Linked DNA regions of Homo sapiens: region 2 is linked to region 1. Evidence: chromatin contacts called from ENCODE Hi-C or POLR2A ChIA-PET data. All regions are on one chromosome and are shown on one strand. The core of a region is the stretch at or near the end of the contact, and the rest is flanking DNA. Distances in the headings are between cores, read along the strand shown. Region 1 holds the start of THBS2 (thrombospondin 2). Region 2 has its middle 66 kb from the start of THBS2.

The links. Hi-C counts contacts between places; a loop is a spot of excess contacts on that map. ChIA-PET counts read pairs that join two places held with the same protein, here RNA polymerase II (POLR2A). Pooled maps may share reads with other maps.
Region 2: a loop to region 1 is called in a map of ascending aorta, with 2.7 times the contacts of the local background. The contact joins the enhancer-like site here to the promoter of THBS2 in region 1. A Hi-C loop is called at or near these places in 2 of 168 maps with a recorded cell type or tissue (IMR-90 and ascending aorta) and 5 of 50 pooled maps. POLR2A ChIA-PET finds 5 or more read pairs at or near these places in 1 of 52 experiments (H1).

The regions. Positions count from the first base shown.
Region 1 is chr6:169,250,782-169,255,252 of GRCh38, forward strand. It overlaps THBS2 (thrombospondin 2), which reads right to left and starts at 3,065. Exons shown (of 22, transcript NM_003247.5): 1 at 2,943-3,065; 2 at 1-25. The coding sequence starts at 3. RefSeq lists enhancers at 601-1,114, 1,627-2,139, 2,140-2,651.
Region 2 is chr6:169,316,954-169,321,760 of GRCh38, forward strand. No RefSeq gene overlaps it. Among named protein-coding and RNA genes, the nearest start is that of THBS2, 66 kb to the left of the region's middle. Within about 2 kb of position 2,783, at least 3 of the 41 ENCODE cell types and tissues checked have a DNase peak (open chromatin) inside an H3K27ac peak, as active enhancers do; they include ascending aorta, where a contact is called at or near this core.

The DNA of each region.
Region 1 (4,471 bases), core at 1,815-4,314:
CATCCTGCCTCCTGCAGCTGAGCTCCTGGGAATACAGGAAACCCTTGTTAGTGATGAGTCCACAGCTGCAACCCTGCCTGTGAGCGAGACTGGCCCAGTGACTCACATGACCATTGAATAACAGTTTGCATATAAAACTCAGCACCAACTGGATTTGTGGCAAACTGAGAGCGAAGGAGGAAATTTACTCTTCAAGCAGGATTCTTCTAACTATAAGATTTGTTGAGCTAGCATTTGCCGGCAAGCACTGCACATCACGTTCTAAATATTCCTATTATTTCATCTTCATAATAGCCTGGGAGGTATGTGCTGCTCTAATTGTCCTCATTTTACAGATGAGCAAATGGAAGATGGGCAAGTTCAGCGCTTGCCTGGAGTAATTCTGTTCATACGACTCGTAGACAGGACTTAGATGTAGAAAGTTTGAATTTAGAAAAATATCCAGCCTGACAAAAATAATCTGTGAACGCATTTTGTGTAAATATCCAGCAAAAAACAGTTATGCATAACCTAATTAAATAGAATGAATATCAACTGTAAAAAAAAGTTACAAATAAACTTAATTTGGTGAATTATACTTACAAAACAACAGAACACTTGACTTAGCCATCATTTTGACCCTGCCTCTTTATTTTCCTGCAGGCCTGTTTTTCCATTCTTGGGGATTTTAAGTTGGCACAGCTCAGTGGAGGCTGGCCCCGAAGTCAGGAGATGTGGTCCAAAGCCCGGCTGGGCGATTAACCCTGTGGATCTCAGCTTCTCCTCTTCCGGGCGAGCATGAGCCTGAGGGTCCCAGGGCTCCCCAGGTCCCTTCCAGCAATTGGTCACACCCTGCTCTAGGTTGAAGGGAAGACTGAGACCCCAATTCTTCCCATATTTAGAATATCAAAGGCCGTTAACTTCTCATTGTTAATCCAAGGACTCTCCCTCTCCAGAAACAACATTTGGTAACCTGGAAATCCTCACCTTCCAGGAATAGAGAAACATTCCTCAGAAGAAGAGAAATGCTTGGCAGCACCTGCAGACCCCCCACCCATCTGCTGCTGGGACCCCCCCCCCAAACCATCTGCTCCCCCCAGTGCCGCCCCAGGGGTCCTTGGTGATTGTTTCATCTGTCCTGGCTCCGGAAGCAGCACGGCCTGCGGCCGGAGTCAGCACCAGGCTGAGCAATGCTGAGCACCAGCTGTGCAACCTAGGGAAACTTACTTAACTTCTCTGTCTCAGTTTCCTCATCCGTAGAATGAAACGTAGCGTCATGTAAAATGCCCACCTCATCGGGTTGTCATGAGAGATGAATTCGGCAAATGAAACTTCACCAGGGGCTGACTTAGCCCAGCGAGCCACAGGCATGGGTTACCGGAGCAGAATGTGCCTCTGGGTCTGGGGCGCTTTCTACTCTAACTGCCCGAGGCAGCTGCAGTAATAATGGTGGTGCTGATAGGGCCTTTCTATGGAGCTCTTAAGAGGGTTTAATGACAGGAGCGAACACTTGGCCATGAGCTTAGAACAGTACCTGCATGCAGTAAGCACCACAGAACGGTGTTAGAATACACAGCTCAGGTACAGCCTTGGCAGGCTCTTCCCACCTCCCCACCTCATCAGCCCACACTGCCGGGTACGTCGCAGTCCCCTAAGGACAGCTGTGTGGGGCTGGCCCTGCAGAGGCCAGCCAAGAACAGGATGGTAAATGCGAAAGTTCTGGATGCCCAGCTTCATAAGGACAGGTTAGAAAAACTAAATCAAACTCCTTTGACGAAACCAGATCCTACTGTCTCTGCCTTGAGGTAGATTCTTACAAGAGCAGGAGGCTAACAAAGCATCCCCTGCTGCGGATTGTCAAAGGACAGTGAGGCTCCATCCCACAGGAAGGATGAGCAGCCAGGCTACCTGGCCTCAGCCCATCCAGGGACACCGGGCATGCATGGATGGAGCCACGGATGAGCCAGTGCCGCTCACCCCTGCCCCAGCCTCTGCACGCCACACATCCACGTTTATGCTTGTGTTTTTCCAAAAGAAAGATTTCGGTGCCTGTCTGCAGCAGAATGTAGTTTGAATTTGCAAAGGTCTTTTAAAACTCTTTTCGTATGAACAATCAAAGTAAAAGATAGCTTTGCAGAGAGCTAATTGTTTACCGGCCGTCCACCACCAACAGCAGTCTGATTAAACACCAGACTCCTGGGTGCTCAGCTCCCAGTCCTGGGCAGCCAAACCCACCTTCCTTAAGTGGTAGCCAGGCAACCTGCCAGCTCGCTTTTCATATGCAAACTGCCCCAAGACTGTTAAAAGTCGCTGTGTGTCCCGGCAGTCACAGGATTTTCCATAGACTTACCACAAATACTCTCTAGTTATGTTCAAAACCACTTTTCAGCTGCTAATAATGTTAACAATCAGAGTCTCTCTTTAATCTACTAATAATGTTAACAATCAGAGTCTCTCTTTAATCTACTAATAATGTTAACGATCAGAGTCTCTCTCTAATCTACTAATAATGATGTTAACAATCAGAGTCTCTCTCTAATCTCCAGTTACTTTTCAGATATTCCGGGAGTTGTTTCTAATTCTCTCCTCAATAACAAACTCTCATGTGGAATCTTCTTCTTCGGAAACTGAAAACATAAAGCGTTTACCCGGGTTCCCAGGCAGGTATATACATTGAAATAGCAGCAGCCACAACCCTCAGAGAGGAAGGGGTGCCCGGCTGGTGAAAGCACAGCCACGGAGGAAAAGCTGAGGAGCGGCCACGTGCCTTGCTCTTCAAGCGGGCAGTAGAAACACCACGTGAAGAAACACTTGCCATTTAGTGTTAATAGATACACCACCCACCTTAAGTTAAGAATCGAAATTGCTCCTTTTTCTTCTCCGCTTCTTAGAGTTCGAGAACTCTAATTTCTTAAAATTAGAGCACCATTAAATAATTGATTGAGTTTAAGAAATAATCGTACCTGGTTTGCCAAAAAGATGCAGTGATGACTGGTTTCAGTGTTCCGGACCGAGTCAGAAAGGCGCAGGCTCTGCTGGAGCGAGAGACCGGCCCTGCAGTGCAGGATGCTCCGGTGGACGTGGCCGAGCGGCTCCCGGGCAGCGCGGCTTTATATGCCGCTTCTCCTGTGCAGGGCTGTCAATCAGACACACGAGGAAGCACGTTTAATTCATTCCTTCGAAGGAATGACATCATCCCCCTTCTGATCTCACCATTTGCTCCGAGTACCTGCTGCAGGGGTCCAAGTCCAGCCCCTCTGTACTGGATGCCGTCTCCTCCTCCTGCACCCCGGCCCCTGCCAGACAGGCCTGGGAGGAGCCAGACGGAGAGAGGGAAGGCAGGGACTCACTTTTCCTGTCTTCTCTCAGGAAATAAGATGCTATAAATAACACTAGCAAGATTGGCTAGAACTCCTCATTTTGCTTAAGAGAAAAAAATGCAAGTTCTATGCCTTAAATATGTTTCGAATTACTCAATGTGATATTGGTCTTTCTAAACCAAATGAGTGACTCTCAATAACACATGAAATACATCGGTGAGTATCAATAATCAGTCTGTATATTAATAAAGTTATTATGGTCAATAATCAAGTGTATTATGTGACAAAAATGAAATTTAATATAAAAGGAAGTTGCCAACATTTATCTCAGGCAGTTAGAGGACTGAAAAGCTGTACTGCAGCTTTGGGAAAATTCATTTTTACCCAAATTCTGCTTCATTTGCTCAGTGAGGATCCCCTAGAAGGACGTCTCCCAGTGGACGTGCAATACCCGTAGAAGGGTGTGTCCCAGTGGACGTACAGTACCCGGCCAAGTCCCCTTGGTGCACACTTGCACGTGGCCCCATCACAGGAACAACCTGACGTGCAGGCACAGAGCAAGGACTCGAGAGAACGAGAAGCAGTGGCAGCAGCTAACCCCCGCCCCTCCCACACCTCAGGCATCACCCGCAATCAGGGTGCACTCTGCATGGGGGTGGGGGGCACCGCTTCTCAGAGGTCAGGGTGGACGATGGATGCGGAGGGGCTGCTTCTCCCAGGTCAGGGTATACAGTGGAAAGGGGAAGCTGCTGCTCTAAGGTGGGGGTTGATGGTACATGGGGGAGGGGCTGCTTCTCCCAAGTTGGGCTGGACAGTGGATGGGGGAGGTGCCACTTCTCCCAGGCCAGTGTGAAAGGTGGATGGTGGAGAGGCTGTTTCTCCCAGGTCAGTGTGCAAGGTGGCTGGGGATGTGTTGTTTCTCCCAGGTCAGGGTTAATGGCAGACAGGGGAGCTGCTGCTTCTCCTGGGTTGGGGTGGACCTTGGATGGGGGAGGTGCTACTTCCCCAGGTGGGGTGGATGGTGACTGGGGAGCTGCTGCTTTGCCCGGAGCCACCTGCACCTGCTTCATGTCGGCACCTGCCTGTCAGGTTCCTTCACGTTTGTGTGGAGTTGTCAGCCTGGCCATGGATCCGTCAAGTCCTAGTTAGAGAACATTAAAGCGAATTTCTGT
Region 2 (4,807 bases), core at 1,533-4,032, 66 kb after region 1:
TTTGGGTTCCGTTGGCTTTGGTGAATGCCCTGCTTGCGTTTTAGGTGTTTACCCCTGCTCCAAATTCCATCTGGCTTTCCACACCTTTGCCAGATCAGGGTGGAGGAGTCGAGGCCATAGCATTTCTGATTGAAGAAAGAAAGGAGGGATCACAGAAATACAACAGACACTTCAGAAAAACAGGAGCTCGGAATGGAAAGCCAATACCAGAAACTCGGCTAATCTAACGCAGTCCAAAAAGCCTAAATACTGGAAGAAAAAATCATCTGAGCTGCTTGTGTCTATTATATAGCTAAAAGCAGTTGAATGACAAAATACAGCCATGGTTGCCTAACAGCTTTTTGGTCAGTGACAGACTGCATATACAATGGTGGCCCCATGAGATTCCAGCGCAGTATTTTTACAGCACCTTTCTACCTTGAGATATGTTTAGGTTCACAAATGCCTACCACCGTGTCACAATTGCCTGTGGTACTCTGTACAGTAACGCCTTGTCCAGCCTCGCGATGACGATGATGCTTCCATAAGGCCCTGCATGGGATAAAGCAGTCCCACATGACCAGAACAATCTTCCTACCATGTGTGATATTCATGGGAGACTGGCAAGCAGATGCTCGGCTTCATCGATACGTCTCTGGTGAGACCGTCAGCATGGGTTCTCCCCCGAGCCTGACCAACTTTGGGTAAAGTTGGGCTTTGGAATCTACAAAACCCAGGGCCAGTCCCGAGGAGACAGTGTATCCATAGCCAGACGTGTTCTTCATGTGAAATAGGTATTTTGCTCCAGTCGTTTTAAATTCAATCCAGTCTCTTTCTCTAAGTCAGTGTTGCTGTGTTGGTCTTGACCTCAGCAGCTCGACACGGTTTGAGAGCTGAAGAGGGTGCTGTTCTGCCGGCCTCCTCAGCTGAGCTCTGGGTTGAGGAAGACGTCCATACCTTTCATTTATTCAAGTGGAAGGAGGGAGGAGCAAGAGCAGGGGAGGGTAAGTGGCAGGGCAAGCAAGGCAGCAGCTGACCATTCCAAGAATTCCCTCCCGCATCCCGATCTTCCACCTGGAGAACCAACGGCGCAGCCAGGGAAGTCGAGGCACGCCCACAGTGGCACCAACAGCTGGGACCTCTTATCGCATTTGCGTTTCAGCTTCTGAGTTCAGCGAGCTGTAAAAATACCTTATGATCTTTCAAAAAGCGATTTTCCCTCCAAGCACACACATGTTATGAAATGTTCTTTCTTGCCCCTTCCCCCATTTTTATAAACTCAGAGCAATGTGGATACCAGATTACTAAAAGTCAATTCCATTAAGAAGCAAAGAACCGAAAATGAAAACGCATCTGCCAGCTCACACTCTGCAGTGGCCTTCCATCCACGGGTCCTTGTTGCCAGGATCAAATCTCTCTTTTCTGGAAACCAGGTCCCTTCCTCTTGGAAGGTCATGTGTTGTGGTAACAATGGCACTAACAAAGGTAATTGTTGTTCCCAGCAGAGAGCAAACTCCTAGAGGCAGGGCTGGGGATGTGACTGTCCCTTGTCCAGAGAGAGGCTGGCCCACAATAGGTGTCCAAGGAGAATCAGAATGGGTTTATGTAAGTGATTTTCTAGTCATGTACACAAATTATGATTGAGGAAAATCAAAACAAAAGAGCCAATCGAAATTTGATTTCCAGATCTGCAAATCCATTTGATTAAGAAAGAAAGAACATATCTCAGAGAGTCTATAGACTGAGAGGGTTGCTGGTGCAGCACTCAGATCCTACGCAGAAGCACTTGGTAATAACATACTATATTACTATTAAGTATTCAAAAAGTACTTTCTAATTTTTCCCTCCAGACTATATTGTTAGAGGTGGTTAGATTTCAAGCTGCCTTTATGAATATGGCTCAGTGCTTTGGCAGAGACCAAATATGCCAGAGAGGAGAGTGTCTCGCCGGCTCTGCACTTTGAATATTCTCCTTCACGCAAAACAAAACAAAACAAAAATGTTGCCTATTTATCACAAGAAGCTTTTGGGGTTGGCAGTAGATGAAAACTGTGTGTGCTTAAGGTATGCATAATCTGGTTTATACTATCTTTTTTTTTTTTTGAGACAGAGTCTCGTTCTGTCGCCCAGGCTGGAGTGCAGTGGCATGATCTGGGCTCACTGCAAGCTCCGCCTCCTGGGTTCACGCCATTCTCCTGCCTCAGCCTCCTGAGCAGCTGGGACTACAGGCACCCGCTACCACGCCCAGCTAATTTTTTGTATTTTTAGTAGAGACGGGGTTTCATCATGTTAGCCAGGATGGTCTCGATCTCCTGACCTCATGATCCACCCGCCTTGGCCTCCCAAAGTGCTGGGATTACAGGCTTGAGCCACCGCGCCTGGCCGGTTTACACTATCTTGTTTTATTGGTCTTATTACCAGTGATTTAGTGATTTATTATTCCCCAGGGTCTCCAAGAATACACTGACTCTTCCTCGCTTTAATGAAAAGGGCCAGTATCACAGATCCGCAGTAGAAACTGTGTAATTTTGAATACCAACCTGGAGGTCAGCGTCTTCCTGAGGCTAAGCCCCCGCACCTGCTCAACCCCAGGTTTGAGGCTGGAAGCACCAGATCGAAGCCTGGCAAAGGAGACGCCCTTTTATTTCAGGCTGCACAGACATAATTTCCTCAAGGGAACCCTTGTTTAGAGTGATTTCTAGGAAACATACTGCTAAACCCCCAGTTGCTGCTTCTATACTGTAATGTGTGGTTGGAGGTTAGGGCTCAGCTGCTTTCTCGATGAGGACGTCAGTGAACCCAGACAGACGTTCAGGCTGCTGAGTCCGCACTGCTGCGGTGCTGGCTCTATGTGGTGTATTTTGTCTAGGAAAGAAATGTCTAGCCAAGAACATAGCTAACCCAAACCAATCACACCCCAACACTCCTAACTTGTCTCCTATCTGCACATTTCCATGTTAGGAAGGAAAGAATGAAAACTGCCCGATATTAGAGTCTGCCCCGCCGAGGGTAGCACTCAAATCTAGATTTAGCCTTTTTTCCAGAGGCTTAGCTGTTTTTGGTCCTTTCAACTGGGTAAAAAGTTAAACTAATTTCTCCACAATGCCTTAGGGTGCTTTGTATTCAATAAACAGTAAATAAGTAACATAATTATTTGTTCATCTTATTTCATCTTTTTGCACCAAGCTACAGAACTGTCTCTGCCATGATTGACACTTGCAAACCAAAAATAAAATCCTAAGCTCCCCAGTCAACACAATGGACTGTCCTCTTGGCCACTGGCATTCATTCCAAAGAGAACTAAAAAGCTAGTCCAGGCTTGGATGGGAAGTGGGGTCGGACGTGCCTCAAAACGAGGGTAAAATACCCTTTTCCCTTTGGAGTTCTGGCACAACTGATCACCAGTCACATGAAAACAGAGACCTTAAGACCCACAGCACAGACTCTTAGTAGCAATAAGATGCTAATTCCACCCTGACTGTAGTATAACATCACGTGGTAAGTAGCTGACCCTGAGAGAGACTGAAGTATTTTACCCCAAACTATATTTCTTTGACTTGTTTTGAAATGGCCCTGCAAAGCTGTCTTTTGTGGGGAAAGTCCACTTTCTATAGCGTCCCCTTCCCTTTCTAGATGTTTTTCCTGATCTAGGAGATAATTAAGTAACAGTCTGAGAAGCACCTCCCTAGGTCTGATAGCTCTGCAGCCTGCTACCTGGAGGCCAATTCTGCATGATAAAATCTTGTTCTCCAAAACCCTTATTTTAACCAACACATTCCTTCCTATTGACTCCAGCTCTTTAAATAATAACTTAACTCTTTCAACTAATTGCCTGTTTTTCTCTCTTTGTTGGAGAATGAAGTTTTGCTATGTTGCCCGGGCAGGCCTTGAACTCCTGGGCTCCAGCAATCCTCCTCCTGCCTCCGCTTCCCTAAGTGCCAGGATTACAAACATGAGCCACCATGCCCAGCCTCAATCAATTGCCAATCAGAAAATCTTTGAATCCATCTGTGACCTGAAAGGCTTCACTCTGAGCTGTCCTGCCTTTCCAGACCCAACCAATGCACACCTTGCATAGCTGGTTGATGTCTTCTGTCTCTTTGAAACATGTAAAACCAAGCTGCAGCCCGAACACCTTGGCCACATGTTCCCAGGACCTCCTGGGGCTGTGTCATGGGTCATGGTCCCCATATTTGGCTCAGAATAAATCTCCTTAAGTATTTTACAGAGTTCAACTCTTTTCATTGACACATTCTTGCTTTCAAGTAATAAAAATCCACTCCAAACTAGCTTAAGAAAAAAGACCAATTTGTAAGATGTGTTACCTAAATAAACCCCAGGGCCAAGCCCATTTTCTGCATGGAATTGCAGTTTATGAAGGCCAGTCTAACAACAAAAAGTATTAAAGAGGCACCTTAATTATTTTATTTAAAATTTTTCTCCCCTGACACTGAGGGGCCCCTTTCCTCCTGCTGCCATCCCTTGAGGAACACACAGGTTTCTGAGGGATACAAAGCCCCTTCCTTCTCTCCCCAGCCCTCTCTCTCCTCTCTTTGCTGTAGTTAGCCTTTTCTTCTTTCTAGCTTCTTTTCCATTCTAAACATTGCCTTGATTTTACAACCCCAAAAGCCTGGGAACTAGGCTTTCTCACTCTTCTGGATTTCAGGCTCCCTCGGATCCGGCTGTTGCCACAGCTGTGCAGCAGAGGCAGGGGCTGCCCTCAGCATGGGCACGCACGGCCCTTCAGCTATGGGAGTGTCAGCTGCAGATGGCTCAGCTGAATCCCGCCCAGAAGCTGCCCTTGGCAGAGGGAGCGCCCTCACCCAAG